3 separate regions of the Mus musculus genome follow, and regions 1 and 3 are each linked to region 2. Evidence: chromatin loops called from intact Hi-C (ENCODE). Cell type or tissue: heart. All regions are shown on one strand. Region 1 overlaps Cog7 (component of oligomeric golgi complex 7). Region 2 has its middle 25 kb from the start of Scnn1b. Region 3 holds the start of Scnn1g (sodium channel, nonvoltage-gated 1 gamma).

Region 1 (8,000 bases), 130 kb before region 2:
AGTCAACCATCAGCATCAACCTGACCCAGGACCTTCAGGTGACCAGAAAGAATGAAGGACACAGGGGTGGTAGCCACAGGGGTGGTAGCATGTGTCTGTAATCCCAACCCTTGGGAAACTCTTCCTTTTTAAAGACTTATTTATTTTATATATATGAGTACACTTTAGCTTTCCAAAAGTATACACATGTACTAAGGGAAACCACGAGATAGGTTGTTTTCCTTGGTAGAAAGGAAGAAGACTGTGGCAAGCAAATAGAAGCTAAACTCATGCAGTGCTTGACAGGTGTACTGTCACTGAGTACTGCCACAGAGCACTGCTACTGAATACTGCCACAGAGCACTGTCACTGAACACTCTCACTGAACACTGCTGCTAAGCACTGCCACTGAGCACTGTCACTGAGCACTCTCACTGAACACTGCTGCTAAGCACTGTCACTGAGCACTCTCACTGAACACTGCTGCTAAGCACTGCCACTGAGCACTCTCACTGAACACTGCTGCTAAGCACTGCCACTGAGCACTGCCACAGAGCACTGTCACTGAGCACTGCCACTGAGCACTGTCGCCTGTCGCTAAGTACTGCCTTGGAGGATTTTGTTTGTTTTAACATTTATTTTTCTTTGTGTGTGTGTGTGTGTGTGTGTGTGTGTGTGTGATCATGATGCACTCATGCGCATGATCAGATGCACACAGAGGCCAGGATGGTTTTCAGATCCTTTGGAGCTACAGTTATGGACCCCATCCAAATTCTCTCCTCTGATAGAGCTGTAATTGTTCTTAGACTTTGAGCAGTCATTTGCTGTTGTGTCAGCCCCCGGGTTCTTTTTTGCTGTTGTATGTATGTATGTATGTATGTATGTATGTTTGCTTTGCTTTTGACACATGGTTTCTTTGGGTAACCCTGGCTACTCTGGAGCTCATTCTGTAGACCAGGCTGGCCTCAGATCCACAGAGATCCACCTGCTTCTGCTCCACTGTGCTGGAACTAAAGGCGTGCATCATCACTGTCCAGCATAGTTCTTGTTTCTTTGAGTCATTCTATTGTAATACAGGCAGGCCTGGAACTCCTTATATAGCCTAAGATAGCATCACTTTTCCCAGTAATCCTTCTGCCTCAGCTTCTTAAGGGTTGGGCTTACTGGCACACAATAAATACCACATCTGTGTCCTTCATTCTTTTTTTTTTTATTATTATTTTTTGTTTGTTTGTTTTTTCAAGACAGGGTTTCTCTGTAGTCCTGGTTGTCCTGGAACTCACTCTGTAGACCAGGTTGGCCTTGAACTCAGAAATTCGCCTGCCTCTGCCTCCCAGGTGCTGGGATTAAAGGCGTGCGCCACCACGCCCAGCCCTTCATTCTTTTTGTTGGTCTTGGGTCAAGTTGATGTTGGTTGCTCATTTCTGATGTCATGGTCTGGTTGAGGTCACCTCGCTGACCCCAGCTTTGCCACACGTTCCCGGCAGTTTCTTAAAGCTGATTGGTAATGCTATCTGGGAAGTCTCTTTTCTGTTCCCATGTGTGATGATCTCCCACTGTACCAGCGCCAGTTTCCACTGCTTGTACACATTGCCACTCTTGAATTTTCGCGGCAGAAACAAGTCTCCAGGCCCTCCAGAACATGCCCAAAGTGCTCCGTGATGTGGAAGCCCTGAAGCAGGAGGCGTCTTTCCTGAAAGAGCAAATGATTCTTGTCAAAGAGGACATTAAAAAGTTTGAGCAGGACACGTCACAGTCCATGCAGGTACTTTGGCTTCTGTCCCCGTTGTGGGTCTTTCTGTTCTGCAGGTGATCTGGCTCACGGGGATTTAGAACTCAGAACTCTCCCCGGAGCTCAGGTCACCTTGGCACCTAACTTATCTTCTCAGCCAATGAGTGGGGTGAAGGGTAAGAAGACTCTCAAACCACTGTTTCAGGGTGGTGTGGGCAGAGACAAGGGGACCATGGCTTGACTGCGCACATGGTCTCTCTTTCAGGTGCTGGTAGAGATTGACCAGGTGAAGTCCAGGATGCAGCTTGCTGCGGAATCTCTTCAGGAAGCTGACAAGTGGAGCACGCTGAGTGCTGATATTGAGGAGACCTTCAAAACTCAAGTACGTCTCTTTACAGGGCACAGTGTACCAGGCATTTACAGAGGAGCTTGGGGCTTGGTGTCAGTAGCAGCGGACAGAAGCATTGGGCTGTCCTAGGGGGAGGCTAGCCCTGAGTATATCCACCCTCCTAAGGAAGCCCAGGAGACAGGCACAGACAGAGAAGATGGGCTGAGTGTGACTTTGGCAAGTTACTTCACTCCTCAGGGGCTGCAAAAGTGGAAAACAGTAATAGCTTTGAAACCTGCTTGCAAGTGTGCAGAGGAGTGATGTGATTTGAAGAACTCCCAGAAAACAAAACAAACTACAACCCCAACTCTCCAAGCCCCTAACTTCTCTTCTGTACACACTTAACCAGTTGTTCTCCAGCTGTCCCCCCACCTTGCCCACAAACAGCACCATGCATGGTGTGAGTACCCGATAGCCCTCTTCCCCTCCAGTCTCTCTCCCTCTGAAACTCCTTAGTAGCTGTGGCTGGCCCTTCTGAAGTCTTCCAAGCATTGGAGGTTTCTTTTCTTTTTTTCTTTTCTCTTCTTTTCTCTTTTTCTTTTCTCTCCTTCTCTAGTTGTTTTAAAGAATTTATTTATTTATTTATTTATTTATTTATTATTTTATGTGCATGTTTTGTTTGTTTGTTTTTTGATTTGCCTGTATGTATATCTGTGCACTGCATGCTTGCCTAGTCCGTCAGAGGCTGGAAGAGAGCATTGGCGATGGAGCTGTGTTGTAGATGTATCAGCTGGGATGGGGCTCCTCCACGACTTTGTATTTTGGTTACTTGTGGTTTTCTACAACAGTCTCTGTCTGTTGCAAAGAGAAGGTTCCTTGATGAGGGGTAAGGATTACACAGGTGGGTGTTAGGACAGATGTTTAGACTGTAGCTCTTCTTGATCATCTTTGTTTCTGTCTGTAAAATGGGAACATGTATAGGCTCCTGTCAGTATCGCTATGAGGATTACCCTTGTGGGAGGGACCCTATAGGCTCTACAGCAGGCAGGGAAAAGTGGATTATGTAGGAATGAAATGCAGATGAGCCCGATTTTGGTAACTGGTGCTGGACCAAGACTTCTTGGAGTCTGACTCAGATCATTTTACTTTAGCCATATTTAAGCACAGCACAATTGTGGAAAAAAGGATTCAGAAAACAATTAACTCAGCCCTGTGAGTACAATGCAGATTAAGACATGTTTACATTGACACTCTTTACAAAGGCCGTGTGGCTTCATCTGCCAAATGGGGTCTTGTTGACTTAGAAACAGTGCTCAAGGCAGGGGTCTAGGGAGAATGCCTGAGGTCGACATGATATCTGGCCCTAGGATAGCACAGAAGTCACTTAGTCATTGTAAAGTACAGTGGCATCTCTCACAGGATGAGTTTCATGGCCTAGAAGTAGAGCTGAAGGTTTTCCGGGGAAGTCTCTGGTAAGCAAACACAATATCCTGGGGATACAGGCAGAGCCTGGCCCAACAGGTAGCGAAGGATTACCAGGCTGGAAACTACATTTCCCCAGCATTCTGGGAGAACTGGCTAGATATCGTCTCCCTTTGGGGAGATCAGCTGTGTGTTTAACTTTCCTGGCTTCTCCAGTGTGTGCACAAGGCCTTTTTGCCTTCTACATACACTGATCTGTGGGTCTGAGGACAAGTGTAGAGAATGTAATTAGGGATGATTCTGGTTTAGTAAAGGGGTGGTTGTAGGTTCTCCTCCAGGATCCTTGACTTCACCAGCCTTGGGTAGTTGGCTAAGTTGCCAGTACCAGGCATGGTTTCCCCTCTTACGTCTCATGAGGGAGGTGTTGGTTACCACAATGTCTTCTCACTACTAGTGCCCACACTCAGGGTTATCAAGCGGTGCTGGTTGTTGTTGTGGTTCATAGGTGTCATAGCTGGGTAGGACGCTTGTTTGTCTCTTTCCCTGGAAACTTCATGAAAGGTAGTGCTCAGAGAGGGGCTTGCAGGTCCTTTTCCAGCTCAGGCTTCTCTGGGCCCTGTGTCTCAAGTGCATGTCGTCTTCAGCAACAGGGACTTACCTTCCACCACTTGGGGGCAGCCAAGGGCAATAGCAGTAACCTGTAATGTTGTCTCTTGGACAAGAACCCTGACCAACAACTGAAAAGAGGGCTTTTCCTGCCTGGTGTTAGGTTTTGTTAAATAGTGTATGGCTCTGGGAGGGAGCATTGTTAGCCCAGATGGGAAGATTTCATTTAATCATATTATGGGTATTTTTACGTAGGTAATAGTTTGATTCATTATGACTTTTCAGACATCTTGACTGCTCTTTTACCCTTCTCTTTCCTTCTTCTGTGTTTATCCCCCCCACCCCCCGTAACTAGAGACACACTCCCCATTTTTCCCATTTCCCCTTCAGATCACTTGCACTCTGCTCTCTCCCTCTCTATTGCTTCTCCCCACCCACTCCCAGTGCGCCCTTCTTACTTTCCTGCTTTCTGCAGTTACTCCAGTACTGGCATCCCTGGTGGCTGACAGTGGCCCGAGAGGAGATGAGGAGTCAGCGAGGGAGGGACATGTCAGATGAGGCGTCTTGCAGCTCTGACTGAGTAGCAATCAGGCTGCTTCTCTATTTACACAGATTTCACAGAGCAAAGACAGATGATAACATTTTGTCTCTGGACATGTGTTTAATTTCTCATTAAATGTCTGGGGTTACAAGTTAGCATGATTAAAAAGTACAAGTAGGACAGATTCTATTTTTATTGTTAGCCCTCTAACTCCATAGAATCTAAAGAACGTTTCTGCCAAAGCCAACACATTTATTGTATGACAACCTGATTTTAGGCTGGCACTCCAGACAAATGGAAAGCATCAGAACCAGGCTTTTTATAAATAGCAAATTCTGTCTTCAGACACCAGAAGAGGCCATCGGGTCCCATTACAATGGTTGTAAGGCACCATGTGGATGTTGGGGATTAAACTCAGGACCTCTGGAAGAGCAGTCAGTGCTCTAATAGCTGAGCCATCTCTCCAGCCTGAAGAGCAAATTATAATAGCTAACTCCTTTACTGTACCCTTCCATCACCTATGCTATAAAGTAGGAAAAGTTATTTTAGTCTATCTCATTTACTGAGTTTTACTCTTCCGGGGGTGTATCTCATATGGCCCCTATCTTTAAACTACATTCAGAGAGCTCTAAGTGTATTATAAAAAGAGACTTAGAATCTGTTACTAATTCTCCTGGGCAGTTAGGATTTGTCAGTCGTCTCTGTTTATCCTGTACCAGTTATAGTGTTAGCATTTGCTTAGGGGCGGATCCCTAAGAAGATTCCTGGACTCAAGGCCTCATAAAGAAATTTCTAGCATCCTAGTGCTTATCTGTGCTCATCACGATCTCCAGGGCATAGGGATCACTTCCAAATAGGCCCAGATAAAGTTGTTTCCCTAAAAGCAGAAGGGAAGTCAGTTTAAGTCTTTCCTTAAAAATCTCAGACATAATTCTCTCAGGAAAAGACATAAAATGAGTCACAATGCAGAAAGTCCCCAAGAACGCAACACGCAGAGATTGAACCTAAACGTGAGAGACAGCAAAAGTGATGGCAGCATTCGGCTCAGCTTGGCTAGGGCTGCGCCAGAAGCTCCGCTGCCCTCTTGACTTTGGCTGTTCCCAGTGGGTGTGGCTGTGTCACTCCAGGAAGTGCGCCACATCTGAGGATCTCAAACTAGGAACCTGGAGTGAGAGAGGATGCGAGGTATGTCTGTCTGAGTCTGGGTCACCCCACGCAGTGTCACCTTTTCTAGTTCCGTCCGATTTCAGCTTCCTTTACAGCTGAACAGTATCCCAGAGTGTATATGTACCACATTTTCATTATCCACTCATAAACTGAAGAGCATTTAGGTGATTTCCACTTTTTGACTGTTGTGAGGAAAGCAGCTGTGAATGTGGCTGAGCAGGTACCTGCGGAATGGGGTAGGAAGTCATGTGGGCGTTATGCCAAGGAGTGATACGATGGCTTGTGGGACTGATTTGGGTTTAGCTTTTTGAGACTTCTCCACACTGATTTCCGTGGTGACTGCAGCATCTGCAGTCCCGTCAACAGTGAGTGAGGACCCCTTTCCCCACATCCTCTGGCATTTGTTGTCCATTTTCTTGTTGATCCTTGCCGTTCTGACTGGTGTGAGATGAAATCTCAAAGTTATTTTGATTTGCATTTCCCTAATACCTAATGATAAACATGTTTGAGATATTTCTTAGCTGTTTTCCACTGTCTTTTGAGAACTTTCTGGTCAAGTTCCAGCCAAGATCTCAAGTGGCCCAGGCTGATCTTGAACGGTTCTTCTGCCTCTACTTGCTCGCATTATGGACATGGACCACCAGACAGCAGAACTCCTCTGATTCTTTTATTTTTACTTTACTTTAGTTTTGTTTTCTGAGACAGGGTCTCAGTGTGTAACCCTAGTTGGCCTGTAACTCATTATATAGACCAGGCTGGCCTCTAACTCACAGAGCTCTGCCTGTGTCTGCCTCCTGAGTGCTGATAGCAAAGGTGTGTGCCACCACTGCCTGGCTTCAGATTATTTCTTTAAGACAGAAAAATACCAAGAAAATACCAAGTTAAAGGATATGATTTCTTGTTTCTGTTAATGCTGGAAATGGAAACCAGGGCCTTAGAACACACTAGGAAAGTACTCTACCACTGAGTGGCATCTCTAGCCCTGTGGGTTTATTTATTTTTATTTACTATTGTGTGTATGTGTGCACGTGCATGCACATAGGCTTTTTTTTTTTTTGTTGTTGTTGTTCTTTTTTGAGACAGGGTTTCTCTGTGTAGCTCTGGCTGTCCTGGAACTCACTTTGTAGACCAGGCTAGCCTCGAACTCAGAAATCCGCCTGCCTCTGCCTCCCAAGTGCTGGGATTAAAGGCATGCATCACCACTGCCTGGCTGCGTGTACCCATGTATGATATGTGAGTGAGTGCCCCTGTACATGCCATGGCATCCATGTATGGAGGGTGCAGGCTACGTGCAGAAGTCTGTTCTCTTTTTCCACTGTAGGTTCTAGAGATCAAACTCAGGATGGTAGGCTTGCACAGCAACTGCTATTACCTGCCGACCTTCACCCCCAGCCTGTGAATATTTTTAAGACTCTTGACCCATTGTTAAGTTGCCTTAAAGTAAGACAATATACATTTACAACTATTCATTGTTGTTTATATATTCATGTGTGTCTGTGTGAGTGGATGTGTTTGTAGCGGTCAGAAGAGTGTGTCAGAATCAGGAGCTAAATCAAGGCTATTGTGAGCCTCTCAGTATGAGTGCTGGGATGGGGGACAGGTCCTCTACTGAGCAGCAGGCCCTCCTAGCCACGAAGCCACTTCCTTAGCCCCAGACACTATGCAGTATGATACCAAACAGATTTTTTTTTTTTGCCTCCTTACCAAAAATAGTCATTTTTGGTACTTTCCCGACTAGAAGAAAATGGTACTTCCTTGTTTTAATTTTTGTTTGTTAAACATAATTTTTATGTACCTTTTTTATTTTTATGAATTACTTTTTTAACTGAAAACTATTTTTTAAATTAAAGTGTGTGTGTGTGTGTGTGTGTGTGTGTGTGTATGTGTGTGTGCGCACGCATGTATACACAGCCCTTGTGTCAGTCAGTGTATACTTGTGGTGGTCAGAGGACAATTTGTAAGAGTTAGTTCTTCCTTTCCATCATGTAGGGTCCTGCAGGGCCAAACTGAGAGCATTGCGCTCGTGTGCTGAACCGTCCTCTAGCCCCAGGAGGTGCCTTCTGGTGTATTTTCTCCATTTCCAGCTGAGGTATGGAGAGTCTTTAAAGTAAACATCTTCTGATTCGTCTGTTTTAGGACATAGCTGTGATTTCTGCAAAGCTGACCGGCATGCAGAACAGCTTGATGATGCTTGTGGATACTCCGGACTACTCTGAAAAGTGTGT
Region 2 (8,000 bases):
CTCCAGGCATTGGTAGAAATGGCCTGGATTCTCAAGACATCTGGCCCCATTCTCTCTGGGCTAAGAACACAACACAAACCTCAGTGTGTGTCTGCCCTGGTGTCCACCTTTCCTTCCCTGCCCCCACCTGCTGCCTTAGCTCTGTTCTTCACTCTTCCTCAGCAGACTATATTCCCTGGGGTTCCTGTAAGTTGCCCAATAGGTTTTCAGTCAGACTGATCTCCAAAGGACCAATAGGAGACTGGCTGGAAGGCACAGGGAGAAACCAGGTCCCCCTCTGCATCCTCAATACCACCCGCATCCCCTCTCCACACACCACACACACACACACACACACACACACACACACACACACACACACACACACGCACCAGGCTGCATCTCCTCTGTCCTGTAGCTCCCCCCTGGACAACCATACCCTAGTTCTAACTCCTGCATGGATGTGCTCTGGGTACCCAGGCCCCTACCCTATGCCCCTGAGCCCTAGCAGCAGGGGCAGCTTCTGGCTGTGGCTAGCTCTGAGTTGCTTCTCTGTCTCTTATTGGCTCCCAAGCTGTTGTATTCTTTGTATATTCAATCTTCCCTTTTTAAGTCGAATGCCTCCTGCTTAAAATGTGTAGGACGCTTTCATCTTCCTGGCATAACAGTCATGACTTTGGCTGAACACAAGATACCCTGGTTTCTCTTACCTGCCCCCCTTTTTAAATTTAGCTTCCTGTTTTGAAGCAAGGTTTCATTTAGGTCAGTGTTGAATTTGCTTAGTGACTGAAGATAACCTTGAACTCCTGATCTTTTCCTCAGTTTCCTCATCAGGAAAATAGCTCATATAGGCTTTTCTAGCTGCAAGGATAAACTGTCCCTGATACTACCAGGGAAAGCAGGGACTTCTTTTGAGGTTGCTCTATAGAAACAACAGCTAATTTTTATCAATTGTGTACAGTGTCGCTGGGTCTTATTTTTACTTTAATCTTGATAAACATCTATGATGAGTGTGTTAATTCTTCTAGTTTTCAGATAAAATGTCAGAGCCCAGAGAGGTTGAATCATTTGCTTAAAATCACACAGCTGCTAGATAAGAGAAGGTGTGATTTGAACCCCAGATTCCATGTGTTTTAGCCAGTATCCTGAGCATGTTCACTGGTGAACTTCATTGATAAAGTGTACGAATGTAAATGTCTCTCCCCTCCACTAGCTCATAGCTTAGCCGGAGAGAAAGGCTTGCTAGTTACTAAGCACAATACCCCGTGGTATATGCTAAACATTCCTTTGTGTGCTTTTTCATTCATTCAATTCAGTCCTTCAGCAAACAACGGGCACCAATTATATACCAGTTACATACTAACCCAGGTACTAAGGACTGGACAGAAGACACCTGGTCATTTGCAGGGTCCTCAAGCTACAAAGTATAGAGCGATGTGAGAAGAAGTGTCTGTGTTTACTCCTCTATAGCAGAAGGCTTTCCATTAGGACATATTTGAGTTTGCTTCTTGCTTCATTATTTTCTTGCTGTGTGTCCTTTGGCAGATCACTTAACCCCTCTGTGCTTGTTCAAATGGGTTCATAAGTGTGATGCCTACGGAAGATCTTCATGTGAGAACAGAACTGGACATGGAATGCAAACGCCCTGGCAGGAGACCAGGGCTCATTAACTGTGATTTGTTGGTGGAGGATAGTGATTCTCCACAAACACCAGCGACACAGGATCGTTCTAAACACCAAGTTCCTCTGTGGCAAGTTTTGCTCTGCTGCCAACTATTTGTGGCGCTTCAAGTCTCAGATGATCAAATCGGCACTAAGGGACCCAGACAACAGATCTGTTAGAAGACCAAAGGGAGCTTGGCTTCCAGGGGCTCAGGGGAGGCAGAGGGAACCCTGGTTATCCGGCTCCTGTCAACCCTCTGGCCTTGATGTGCCCAGCCCTGCCTGGCTCCAGGTCTGTCATGCCTGGATAGTTTTAAAGAGCTGTAGCACTTTCTAATGTAGACAGTGTCATCTGTCCGTGCACACACTTGGATGAGCCACACTGAAAGCTGTTTGTCTTTCCTCTATCAACGCCATTCTATTTTTGTCCATTTCCCCCAGGAAGTATACAGATGAGCTCTCGAGGAGCCCTGATGTTTTCCTTGAAACCCCAGCCTATCTGTATATGACTGGCCTGCTGGGGTGCTCACAGGCAGTCCTTGGGGATGACCCAGCACAGCTCCAGAATTTTCTCCCAAGCCTGATGCCCTTACCAACCTTCCTGCCTTCCTTCACTCTGCACCACACTAGAGAACTAATTCCAGTCTTATTGTCCACACCAAAGCATGAAAAACATGGTGTGGTACGACACAGCTGTAATCCCAGCAAGGAGGGAGCCTAAGGCAAGGAAGGGAACCTGAGTTCGAGACCAGACTGGGCTACGAAGTGAGATCCTATTTCAAAAGAATAAAAATACAGGGAGTGAAAGTCAGAACATGAAACCAACAAATGTTTGTGTGCGCCTGCCTGCATGTGTGTGTGTATGATGTGTATGTATGTGTTTGCGTGTGCACATGTGTGTGCATAGGTCAGAAGCTGACTTCAGGTCATTTCCTGAGTCACTCTCCACCTTTTAAAAAACGTTGTAAAGATTATTTTGTTTTATTTTTCTGTGTTCATGAATGTTTACCCTGTGTGTATGTCTGTGTACCATGTGCATACCGTGGCGCTTGAGGAAACCGGAAGAGTCAATCAGACCCTCTAGAACTGGAGTTATAAAATGTTTTGAGCTGCCATGTGGGTGCTGGGAATTGAACACAGATCCTCTGCAAGAGGATGGAACTAATGCTTCAGCCCCCCCTCCCCCTCCCCCTCCCCCTCCCCCTCCCCCTCCCCCTCTTCCTCCTTCAACAGGGTCTCTCACTGAACTCGAAGCTTGCCAGTTCAGCCTGGCTGGTCACCCAAGTCTAGGGATTTACCTGTGTCTGCCCCCCTTTGCCCTCAGCACTGGGTTACAAATAGATGCTCACCACGCCTGGCTTTTATATGGGTGCTGCATATCCTAGATCTTCAAGTTCACCCAACAAAACAAGCAGGCACTTTCCCCAGTGAGCCATCTCCCCTGCCCTCAACCACTTCAAAGGCGACAGTTCAGTGGCACTGCATGAGGCCGCCATCTTGCATAAACATGACCTCTAGCATTTTCATGTCACCTGAAGTACTTGCTCTCTTTGTAGCCCACAGGCTCCTGGTGACCCATAACCCTGCAGTGTCTCTGTGTGTGTCTTACCCAGTCTGCGTGTTTCACTGAGTAGAAGCCCTTCTGTGTGGCCTTCTGCGTCTGACTTCCCTTGGCAAGGTGTTCTGAGATCCGAGCGTGCTGTGGCACGTCCTTTGCTTTGTTCTGTTTGTCAGTTGAATCACTCTGGAGGCAAGCCGGGCGCCTGTCTTTTGTATCTCCCAGCCAACAGCCAGCTAATCCAGCTGGCTCTGCCTTCAAGGTATTTTTAGAATGGAGTCACCTCCCATCCTCTCTGCTGCTGATGCCTGGTCCCTACTCATTCACACTCATCTGCATTATTACATTTGTGTTATGTGTGCATTTGTGTGTGCATGGGCATGTGGCGTGTGTACATATGTGTGTGGGTGTGCATGTGCCATGGTGTGCATGTGGAGGTCACGTGTTCTCTCTTCCTACCATGTCGATCTTGGGGACTGAACGCTGTCTTGGCAGCAGGCACCTTTACCTGCCGAGCCATGTTGCTAGCCCCTTTCTTTACCTTACTTTTGAAGACAAGGTCTCTCACTGAACCTGGAGTCCACTGGCCAGCAAGCCCCTGGGGTCCTCCTGTCTCTATGCCCCAGTGCTGGGGTGACAGGTGTGTGCTGCTTGTGACACAGGTGCTGAGGATGGGATTCGGGTTCCCATGTTTCCATAGCAACGCTCCATCGGCACAGTTCTCCCTTGGCCTCCGGTCACTGCACCTTGCACCTTCTGTCTGCCCAGCCTGCCCCACCCCCATCTGCCTCCAACACTTTCTGCATTACTTCTGTCTCCACCCAGAATCCAGATGGAAGACCCCAAGCCACACCCTTTCCTTCTCTGCTGGAACCACTCCAGTGCCCACAAACATCTCACCCACCATCAAACATGCCCTATGGTGTCCCCAGTACTCCAGTCCTGTCCTCTTGTGGTCATCTGGCCACTTAGGCTGATATCCTTAATATCAAAATACATGAATATTTCTTTATTTTCAATATATTAAAGGTTTACTTTACGTGTATGAGTGTTTTGCCTGCATGAATATATGTATAACAGGTGTGTGCCAGATGCCAGCACAGGTCAGAAGAGGCCCCTGGATCCCCTGGGACTGTATTTATGGTTGGTATGAACAGTGTTGGTGCTGTAAACTGAACCTGAGTCCTTTGAAAGAGCAACAGGTGCTCTTGACTGCTTTGCCACCTCTCCAGTCCACACCTCCTTTAACTTTTTGTTCTCACGTTCTTTCTGAACATTCTTCCACAGAGATAGCTAAGTGTTTAGTTTCAGTCAAGTCTTTGACTAAATGTTCCCTAACCAGGTGGAACTTTTAAGTTGTGCCCCCCCCCATGCTTCTTAGTCTGCTTCTCCAATAGGCTTTCTTCAGACCACTGCTACCCTAGTCAACATACTTCCTGTGCATTTCCTTGTGGCCTCCCCTCCTAGAATTTAAGTCACCATGGGTGAGGACTTCATGATGTTTGGAGGCACTGCTGTGTACTCACTTGCCTTAGCCAAGACCAGTGTTTGCCTGGTGTGTAGGAAGCGAATGATAAGCATTTGATAAAGTCATGAATTTGGATCTTCCATTCTTTCGTTCATTAGCGTGCGTGGTAGTGCAGGTCTGTAAATTCCAGCACTTGAGAGCTAAGACAGGAGGAACATGAGTTTGAGGCCAGCTTGGGTTACACAGAAAGAACCTGTCGCAAAACCTCAAATCAGGAACTGGGGAGATGGTGCAGTTGGTAAGGCGATTGTTGTGTAATCCCCAGGACCTGGGTTTGAATCCCTAGCACCCACACAAAAAACTGGGTGTGCTGACATGCACCTGTAACCCTAGTGCTGGGGAGGTGGAGAGAGGGGGAGCCCTAGGGTTTGCTGGCAAGCTTGTCTTGCCAAAGCAGGTCCAGTAAGAGACTCTGTCTCAAAAAAAAAAAAAAAGTGAAAGATGACTGAAGAAAACTCAGACATTGACCTCTGGTCTCCACACATGTATGCACACCTACATGGACACACACACACACACACACACACACACACACACACACACACTTCCTCTTACACATGTCAAAGCAAACTCGAGAAGCTCCTCAAATCCCAACCTTTGTTTGTCATGCCCCATGACTGTTGAGAATGGCGCCACATGTCATGCCACATGTCATGGGGCCGTGCTCTCAATCGGGCTGCCCATGTTTCTGTCCCCACCTCCCCTCTCTGTCCTGTCTTTGAGGTCAGTTCTTGACTTCCTTGATGCCAAAAGTGATAGGTACTTTGCCGTCCTTCATTTTTGTTGCCTCTTTATTTTACACGGTTGAACTTCCGTGATGCTGTGTGGTTGGAATGTTCATCCCTCCCTCAGAGCTCATGTATTGGAAATGGAACCCCCAGATCATATGTCAATGGTATTTAGAGGTGGGGCTTTGGGTAGGTAATTAGGATTAGATGAGGTCATGGAGGTGGGGCTGTGGTGGCGTGGACAAAGAGGAAGAGAGGCCCGAGTTACAGTTCCTGTCCTGTCTGTCACCATGGAATACTTCTGCCAGGTTCTGATGCAGTAAAAAGCCCTTCCCCAGATGTTGGCAGATGCCAGAGCCATGACTTTGGACTTCTAAGCCTCCAGCCATGAAACCGATAAACTTCTGGTCTTTACAAATTACCCACTGTCTGGCATTTTGCTGTAACACCAGAAAGCGAGGTGACACACATTTCTATGACATCACAGCCTCATTTGCTCTTGTCCTTAAGTGCTGGCACTGCGTGTTCTGTACCTGTCGCCTACCCTCATTCCCTACCTCGATGACCACCACATGGGTATTCCATGATGATCTGTTCTTGACCCTCTTCTGTCTTTCTTCCTCTCCCTGCAGTGCGCTCATGGTCTCTCATGACTGTCACCAGCCTAAACCTTGATTTGATTCCAGACCCATGTGTAACTGACTTGCTGCTTGCTTTCTCTAACTGTCCAGGCGGTCGCACAGACTCAGCCAGTGCAAAGGGAAACTCAGTCTGCCTGTAAACAGCAGAGTGCTGTTCTGTCCAAGGTGTCAAGGACTCGGGTGACTCCCCCGGGTTATCACCATGCTGCTGGGCATCCAGTTTACTTGGGATCCTGTACACCCCATGTCCTGGTGTCTGTCACTCCTACAGTTCAGACCACTATTTTCTCAACAGCCTGTCTTCTGTCATCTTCTTCAGTTCCCCGAATCTTTTTTCTATACAGCAGATTGAATTCCCCCCTCCCCCTCTTTTCCTCCAAGATATGGTCTCTCTCCTGAGCCCTTGCTGTCCTGGAACTTACTGAGTTGCCTCTGCCTTCCTAGTGCTGGGATTAAAGGCCTGTGCCAATCACCTCATGCTACCTGGCCTCAGAACTCTATCTAAAAGACAAATTTGGTCAGAATTTTGAAGTTTCTGTGGCTTTAGGTACTATTTTTGTTTAGTTTATCTATCTTAGTCTTTCTTTCTTTGTTTCTTTCTTTCTTTCTTCCTTCCTTTCTTTCTATTTATTTATTTTTTGAGACAGAGTCTCATTGTGTATCCCAGGCTGGCCTGGAATCCACTATGAAACTCTTGCTGACCTTGAAATTGTGGCAATTCTCCTGCCTCAACCTCTCAATGGCTGGTATTACATCTCTGAGATAAATTCTCTAGCCCAGTTGACAGTTGCCCTCCTGAGGCAGCTCTGGAGTTTCACCAGCATCCTGGTTTGCCTCTGCCCTCTAGAAAAAGATGGAACTCCCTTCTTTTCAGCATCCCAAGACTGTGGATAGTTGGCCCGTCTGTCAGTTCTTCCTGACCCCTCTCCCATCCTGCAACTAATTCCCATGTCACCTCCAGTGTCAGTGCAGTATCCCTCCAACAAGAGGCCTTTCCCTTCTTCCTCCTAGTCTTGTAATGACATTCTTTCTCCCCACCACGGTGGGAACACTGTGTAGCAAGAGCCTCTCTAGTTGTCCACTCACCTGACTGAGCTATGGGAGGACAAGGCTCAGGGCTGCTTCACCTCAGCCGGATTGAGCTCACACCTGGCCTGTAGCAGCCGCTGAGCAAATATTTGTGGAATTGTTTTTGTGGTTGCTGTACTCTCTGGTTCTGAGTGCCTGTTTTGGTAACCTGCCCAGGACTGAATTCCTCCTACTTCTCTGCAATGGTCCCGTTCTCTCTGAACACCCAGGCCCGCCTGTGAAACCCGGGAGCTGATGACACAGCTCCTGCAGCCGATCCACCTGCTGGAATTCCCAGTATTGCCAGTGTTCCCAGCCTGGGCCTCCACCCACCCGGCAGGATCACAGATGCTCCCCAATGGCTGGGTGTGCTGTCTGCTGTTTGTACGTCACATATCTACCTATGGATCAGGGTGCGGGAGTAACAGATACCTGTGCCTGGCTTTTATGTGAGTTCTGGGAATCCAGACTCAAGCCCTCATGCTTGCACAAGTGCTATTGACTGAGCCTCTCTCCGCTCCTAAAAGGCAGCTTTAGAAGAACATGTCAGAGACTGGACGTGGGAGTTTGGGCATGGGGGAGTCAGTGTGAGGAATGCATTTCTTACACATTTGAATGGTATAGCCAACAAATAATGTTCCTCTCCCCAAGATATCCACTCTAGCTCCTCTAAAGGGACCATGCAGATGTAACTGAACTAAGGACTCAGGAACGAGATTATTCTGGATTATCTAGATGTTGACGTGATGTCTGAATAGCAAAGAGGCAGAGGACCAGAGGAGGGAAGCGGACGCTGCCTTGGAAGCAGAGACTGACGCTTCGCTGGGGTTGAATGG
Region 3 (8,000 bases), 110 kb after region 2:
CTGGTGCCTAGTGAAATGTCCCTCCTGCATAGAGTACAAGTCAGGCAGGGTGTCACTGGCTAATGACATCTCCCACAACTTTCCAGCAGCGGTTATAGATCTTGTTCTGACCATGTTTTCCCTGCCCCTCTCCCATGCTGCGTTCTTATAAGTGAACTGATTTCTGTTTCATTTCTCCCTATCGCGGTCAGTAGCACCTGGTGTCACATCAGCCCCGTGACTGCTGGCCTCTCCATACTTACAGGCACCATGCCATTTGACCTGATTTTACCTAATTTAGAAAAGGCATCTTGATTCAATGGTAGCCTTTGGGGTGAGTATTGGAAAATGAATGAACACATTCACATGTGTGTGTTGCATCTCAGCTGCAGAAACAGCATGCCGTGAGTTCATTTTAGCTATGTACTGTACATTGCACATTAGATCACTCTACCGTGTATAGAATCACCAGCCTCATAATTATGTAATCTCTGTATATAAATATACAGTAGCTTATATATTTCAACAGTTATGTGAGGTAGATATACTGCTGTTATCTCTGTATCAGAGAGGTGGAGTGACTTCCTAAGGATACACAGCATGGCTCCTATGTCTACGTGGGGTCTGCAATCAAGTCAAGGATTTTGATGGCCCCATCAATTTTTTTCTTTTTCTTTTTCAAGATGATGAATAAAATAATGGAGTTTATAAAATGTCGTTTTCAGACATATGTGTCATTAAACTTTGTTTCAATTTGCCCCTTCCCTCATTGCACCTGCTGGGCCCCTTTCTCCTCCCAAATATTCCCCCCTTTTTTCTGCTTTCATGACACACACATTTCTGTTCTCGACCCCCCCCTTTACAACCTCTGTCTACTCGCTCACGGTCCCCCTTTTCATTCCTCTCGCTCTCTCACTTAAATCTAAGTTTTACATAAGAGAGAAAACCTCTTTTTGAGAGTGGCTTAGTTTGCTTAACCTAACGATGTCACCATCAAGTTCTCTAGGCAGGATTCTGGGCCACCAGGCTTAGTTTTCTTCCAAACTGAATCAATGGAACGTGGTCCAAAATTGGGGGAAGGTTGGGGGGCAAGGCTCTCAAGTTTACAATGCTTGTGGGTTTAAGGATTATACATAGTACTAAAGAAGGAAGCACAAGAGCATAGCACAAGAGAACAGAGGCCAGGGGCAGCCGACCACGCCCAGTAACCTGCCCTACCCACAGACTTACATGATTTTTTTCTAGGTTGAGAAAAACTGTCTCTTACTGACAAAATTATTAGCTCCCTGGCAAGCAGTGTGATTTACCTTATTTATTTTGAATGTTGTCATCCTTTTAAAAAAAAAATGCCGTGGAGCATGGTAACACACACCTTGGATCCCAGTACTCAAATGGCAGAGGTAAGAGGATCTCTGTGAGTTTAAGTCACCTTGGTCTATCTATCAAATTATCAAGTTTTAGGCCATCCAAGGCTATGTAATAAGACTCTGTCACAAAGAAAAAGAAAAAGAAAAAAGAAAAAGAGGAAGGAAGGAAGGAAGGAAGGAAGGAAGAGAAAGAAAGAAAGAAAGAAAGAAAGAAAGAAAGAAAGAAAGAGAGAAAGAAAGAAAGAAAAGAAAAGAAATGGGTCCCTCTGTCAGATGTTTGCCAAAAGGTGAATTCTGGATTCTTGGGGTTCCCACTCATCTCGTCCGCAGAGGACCAGCCAGTCATGCGAGAGGAGACTCCAGAATGTTCACATAAATATTTCAACTCTAAGGCAAAACAAGATTGTAGCTCTACTAGATTATGGGCCTTGATTCAACCCGGTGCTGTTAGAGGACTTTGAAGCTGATACGCTCAGAACTCATCTCAAAGGTTAGCTCACAGAATGCGCTCTACAGTCTTCCCAGGTAGATATCATCATTTCCCTATTACACAAATGAAACAGAGACACACAGATAGACTAAGTAGCTTGCCCAAGGTCATAATAGAAAGTGTCCGGGCTAGGATTTGAACCCAAGAACACATACTAGTTGTGTTATTGCTTAAATAATGATAGTGGTTTCAGGCGACAGCTGCTGCAGAATGATGGCAGACGTCAGTTACAGCTACACCGTGCCCAGGGTTCCTATTCCAACATTTGCACCTAATTTAATTCTCACTACAGACTAAATGAGGTGTTATTACTATCCCCATCCCACAGAGATGCAAATGGAGGTGTAAAGAAGTTAGGTAATCTGCCCAAGGCCACACAGTATGAAAGAACGAACGAATTCTTCGAAATTCCAGGTCCCCGTTTTTCTTCCTGACACTTCTCTATTCCCTCACCTGCCCCCGAACCTTGCCTCTGTCCCTGTCAGGAAACTGAAGCTTGGCGAGGAGTGACAGTTTGCAAGGCTCTGTTCATCCTAGAACTTGGGCACAAAAGCCTGGGTTCGGGCAATGTTTTGATTCCCGCCATGCCACGGTGCTATTCGGAAATAGGTTGAACCTCCGAAGCCAGGACTCAAGGCCCTGGGACCGAGCTACCCCCACTGACTCGCTGCAGTCTGGGAAGCGACCTGGCGCGTAGTTTTGCGGCAAAAGCCGTCTGCTTCGTGCCAGCTATCGCAACGCTGCAGTCAAGGGCTCCACTTTCAATCAGCCCGCTTCAAGTGCTTGATTCTTTCTGCAGCAGGCACCTCTAAAGAAAAACTTTCCCGCGACTGAAAGAACAGTCGCTGTCAAACGCATGCTCTTCAAGTGGGGTGAGCTAGGCAGAGAAGATCCGAGATGCGCTCCTCCCACGCACACCGGCTCAGAAACGCCTGTCGCTCAGCTCTTGTATCACAAGCCAAGCTCTGGATGTCTCAGCATCCCGCCACCCGTGGACAGAATAATCTTTTTCTTGGAAGCCACCACGCCCTGTGGCTGCTCACGTACCTGGAACCCCGGAATCGAACTGACCCGACGCGGCTGGGCTTACCTTTCTGAACTGAAGGGTCACGGCTGGCCTGTGTACAGTCTGGAGACGCTCCTCTTCTTCTGGCCTCATAAAGCCAAGCATCTCCAAGTGGCACGGCCAGGAGCGCCAGTGGGTCAGGCTCAGACCCCGCCCCTAGAGTTTCCTCCCCACTCAAACTCCGCCCACACCTGCCCAGGTGTTTTCCCCGGGCCACCCCCGACTTGTCTTAGCCCGGAGAAGGCCGCGACCCCGCAGTGCCATCTGCTGTCCAGAGTCAGCTCCGCGCCTCAACCCGGGCTGCGCTGCTTCTCGTGGTGGCACCGTGCAAGCTTGCTGCCTCCCAGAGGCCACTCTGCAACCTGCATTCCCGCTGGGTCACAGCCCCAGAGTACTTTGTAGAGTCACCTCATTTGCCTCATTCTGACCCAGGTCGCAGGAGGTCTCTTATCTCAGTTCCAGAAGACATTCCACACAGCCTCTTATCCCTCACCCTTCCGACCTGGTCAGGATACGCAGTTGCTTCGGCATCATCTAGAGTTCTGCTGTGGGCAACAGGAGCTATTTAAACAGATCATTTATTCTTTGGGCCTGTCATTGTCTTTCCATAGGGACTCACACAAATTGACTATTAAAAATAAGTTTAGACCGCTGAAACTGTGAGGGATCCAAGATAGGTATTCAAGTTGTAATCCCCTTGAGCTGGGAAGAAACATGGCCCCACAAAAGACAGCGTGTCACTAAGTATTCAAACATTTTAGACATAAACGTGTTCATATCCACCTACAGACCTTGTTAAAACGCAGGTTCTTGAGTTGAGGATGTAGCTCAGTTGGTAGAGTGCTTGTTTAACATAACCAAAGTCCTGGGGTTGATCCCCACTATCATATAAACTGGATGTGGTGGCTCACGCTTACTGTGCTAGATCTGGGGTTGAGGGTGAGACAAGAGGCTCAGAAGCACGAGACCTTCCTCAGCTACATAGCGAATTTGAGTCCAGCCTGTGCTCTATTTCATCAGGGGGGCATGGGTCTCAGACGTCTGGACCTCTGGCTTCCCATGAGATGCCTCTTTTGCCTGACCAAAGATCACAACTTTTGGTGGGTAGAAACATGTCAAGCATTATTGACCATCAACGTAAAGAAAAAAATCCCCTAAAATCCCTAAGCAGTATTTCTTGCAATCAATGCTCACGGTGAAGAATTAACAAAGCAATCCACCTCCCTCCCTAAATAAGTTAGTAGAATCATTGTGCTGGCTAGTTTGTTGCTAACATGAGTTAACATGTTAACTCGGTGGAAGAGTTTCAGAAAATGCCTCCACAAGATTTTCCTGTAGGCAAGCCTGTGGTGTATTTTCTTGGTTGATGACTGATGGGGGAGGGTCCAGCTCACTGTGGGTGGTGCCATCCCTGGATTGGAAGGAAGTCTGGGTGCCACAAGAAAGCAAGGGAGCAAGACGTGAGGAGTAAGCCAATAAAAAGCACTCCTCCATGGCCTCTGCTGCAGTTCTTGGCTCCATGTTCCTTCCCTGCTTGAGTTCCTGCCCTGATATCCCTTAGTGATGAGCTGTTATCTGGTGGTGTAAGCTTAAATAAACCCTTTCCTCTCCAAGTTGCTTTTGGTTGTGGTAGTTTATCATACTAGAAAACCTACCTGACAATTATTATTTGGAATATATACATATATACATGCACATGTATCCGTTACATATTAAATGTGATGAGGGTTTTATTTTTAAATTTAGATTTATTTTTTAAAGTGTGTGTGTGTGTGTCAGAGAGAGAGAGAGAGAGAGAGAGAGAGGGAGAGAGAGAGAGAGAGAGAGAGAGAGAGAGAATATTCACATGAGTTCAGGTTCCTGCAGAAGTCAGAAAAGGCATAGAATCCTTTGTAGTTATAAGTGGTAGGAAACTACCTGATATGGGTGCTGGGAATCAAACTTGGGTGGTCTACATGAGCAGTGCATGGCCTTAAATACTGAGCCAACTCTCCAGTCTGAAAGTTTTAAATATACACTGTTTCTAGATATATTGAGGTTTTTTTTATATAAAATGACATTACATGGTCTGTTCTTATATTACAGAAGAGCCCTGTCTTCCATCTTCTGAGGTATGGGGGCAGCTTTTTAAGCCCCTAGGCACATGTACTTAAGCCCATCAAATTATTTACTTGCTCAGTTCATTGCTATGTAAATGGTCTCTAAGTATTTACTAATATAAATTATTCCTTATATAAAATCTTGTGTATATCTCTAATTAGGTCCTCAGAATAAATTTCTGTTAATGGAATTTCCCCATGTTAATGTACTCGGTCAGTGTAGTTCACATACCAAAAGGGATAGTAGAGGTATAAAATAGTATATACACCATAATAATAGTAGATTCTGTATAACTGTCATATAAGTATGTGTTAAAACATACATGTATTTAAGAATATATGTATTCAAAAGAGGTTATTTCTCAAGATAGGTTCACAAGTGTTTTTACCCATCTTTGTTATTTTGTTTTGTATGTGGATATGTGTTAGCGAGGCAGAATGGGTCACACTTATAGTCAGTGTTTTGGAGGAGGCTAAGGCAAGAGAACCGCCATGAATCTAAGGCCACCTGGAACTACAGAGCAAGTTCCAGGCCAGAAACACAACAACAACAACAAAAAACTTATTTTAAGAACTAAAGGCTACAATGAAAGGATGTCTGTGCTACTTTTTTATTGCTGGGATAAAGCACCATAGCCCAGGCAAGTTACGGAAAAAAGTAGTTTATTGGGGCTTATACCTTCAGAGGCAAGTCCATGGCCATCATAGTGGAGAGCCAACGTCGGCAGGAAAGCATGTCTCCTGAGTAGTAGCTGAGAACTCACATCTTGGGACAATCACCACCAGGAGGCAGTGATAGCTACTTGGGAATGGCATGGGCCTTTGAAACCTCAAAGCCCACCCTGTAACACAGCTCTACCAACAAGGCCACACCTCCTAATCCTTTCCAAATTCTGGGGACCAAGTATTCAAGTATATAAACCTGTGGACATGCGCACACAGGCAGGCAGGCAGGCAGGCAGGCAGGCAGGCAGGCATGTGCTAGCCAAAGTACACAGTGGGAGTCAGAGGACAGCTTTCAGAAATAGGTTTTCTCCTTCCACCATGTGGATCCTGGGAACTGAACTCAGATGGTCAGGTTTGGTAGCACATGCCCTTAGTTGCTGAGCCCACTTTCCTTTGGTACTCACCAATATCAACAGTCTCACAGAGGTCCTTCATGCCCCTGGCTTCTCTGATCTCATGGGTCACCTTCCCTAAAATCAATACCACCTGAAACTCTTTTCTACAATAGATATAGAGGTTTGAGGTAAGTGTCAGGGTCTCAAGAGATTACAGGAACTATGAGGAGATCCAACACTGCTGGAGAATCAGAAGCAACGCAAAGGTGTGTAAGGTTGCTTAGACAAGGGTTTTGACATGAGTGTGGAAACTCTGTTGGATAAGGAAGCTTGCTCCCAAGCTGGCTTCTTCCTTGCTCTAGAACAATGAATGGCCTTTGGTTCTTGTGAACATCGTCTTGTGTCCGAAGGATGAGAGCAAGTTTATCTGTTCAATCTTGTTCTTTGATGAAGTCTCTTTTAGAAACTGATTGCTGGGGAGTCAGGATCGGGGTCTTTGATTTTTAAAGTATGTTCTTATTTATTCTATTTTATGGGCATGAAAGTATTGCCTGCAACTATGTCTGTAACCACATGTATAGCTGTACTACGGAGGTCAGATGAGGAGAGTATCAGATCCTCTGGAACTAAAGTTACAGACAGTTGTAAGCCACCATATGAGTGCTTGGGACTGAAACCCAGGTCCTCTGGAAGAGCAACAACTTCTCTTAGCCACTAAGATATCTCTCTAGTCCCTTATTTATTTTGTGTATGTGGACACTTAAGTGCTATCTGGAACATGTGTGGAGGTCATATTACAATTTTCAGAATGGGTTCTCTTCTTCTGCCATGTGGACCCCAGGGAACAAACCCAGGTTATCAGGGTTGGCCGTAGGTGCCCTCACATGCTGAGCCATCTCACCAGCTCTGCTGGACTGGGGCCTTCAGATTCATCATGTGGATGCTGCTTCACCCGCAGGAGGCAGGCTTTAGGCAATCAGCACCGTGGACAGCAACCAGGCAGCTTCCAGCTTCTTCGGACTTTTATGCTGAGGGTCTCTAAACAGTTGCTGGTCACCACAAAATGGCATTCACAATTTGAACATGAATTCGATGAGAAGGATGAAGGGGCTGAACTGACACCCTCCAGTCAGCCTATCAAGTCAATATAAATAAAGTCAACCACAGCTAAACTGCCTATATAACTAGAAATATGCGATCATATTTCTTTCGCTTGGGTTGTCTGTCTGTCTGTCTGTCTGTCTGTTTTGAGACAGGGTTTCTCTGTGTAGCCCTCAATGTCCTAGAACCCACACACTGTCCTCAAACTCAGAGATCAGTCTGCATCTGTTTCCTGAATGCTAGGGCTAAAGGTGTGTGCCACCACCACCTGGCTGTGCCATCAGTTCTTAACTCTCCGTGCTATTTAATGACCTATAGAGTTGCCACACATGGATTGCCAATACTGAATGACCTCCCCAAGGTAAAATGTAGAAATTTGTTGCTGAAAGTCTCTGGTGTAACATTCTCATCAACTAATCCACGCATGACTATATACAGTTGATTTGCTTACCGGGAACTCAAAAGGACCTGGAGCACAACTCACTCCTGAATAAAGTTTACATAATATATTTTCTTGGCAAGCAATATCATTATCTTATAGATGCACTTTAGTGCCATCTTTTCATAGGGGTAGGCATTGCAAGCAGCGAGTGCGTGAATAAAAAATAAAACTGCAGCAGCAACAACAACAAACCCAGTGTTGATAGTGAGACTATAAAAGGAACATTTGCATATAGTATGAGAGTTGATGACAAGATGACCCCCTTTTTGCCCTCTGTCAGGAGAATGCATACTGCTCTGTGCATCTCCCTATGAGTACCTCAGTACTGGGTTTAGAGTTACACTTCAGAGGTTAAAAGAATTTGCAAATATGGAAGTTGTGGGTAATGAGAATTG

What was found. Peaks named below come from ENCODE experiments on the same cell type or tissue, not always from the same donor. Only the 100,000 strongest peaks of a DNase experiment are listed, where the experiment ranks them.
Region 1: it touches region 2 in a loop (4-fold over the local background); 4 of 42 quality-filtered maps call a loop at or near these places.
Region 3: it touches region 2 in a loop (16-fold over the local background); 5 of 42 quality-filtered maps call a loop at or near these places.

The regions. Positions count from the first base shown.
Region 1 is chr7:121,971,360-121,979,359 of GRCm38, reverse strand. Cog7 (component of oligomeric golgi complex 7) reads left to right here. Exons shown (of 17, transcript NM_001033318.3): 2 at 1,596-1,744; 3 at 1,977-2,093; 4 at 7,912-8,000. Among named protein-coding and RNA genes, the nearest start is that of Cog7, 6.3 kb to the left of the region's middle. In heart, a CTCF peak has its summit at 4,125 (motif pointing right); no DNase peak of the experiment used is centred here.
Region 2 is chr7:121,836,370-121,844,369 of GRCm38, reverse strand. No RefSeq gene overlaps it. Among named protein-coding and RNA genes, the nearest start is that of Scnn1b, 25 kb to the left of the region's middle. In heart, no CTCF peak of the experiment used is centred here; a DNase peak (open chromatin) is centred at 3,369; H3K27ac peaks cover 525 bases.
Region 3 is chr7:121,729,470-121,737,469 of GRCm38, reverse strand. Scnn1g (sodium channel, nonvoltage-gated 1 gamma) reads right to left here and starts at 2,991. Exons shown (of 13, transcript NM_011326.3): 1 at 2,927-2,991. In heart, CTCF peaks have their summits at 3,211 (motif pointing left) and 7,024; a DNase peak (open chromatin) is centred at 3,159; H3K4me3 peaks cover 1,215 bases; H3K27me3 peaks cover 2,713 bases.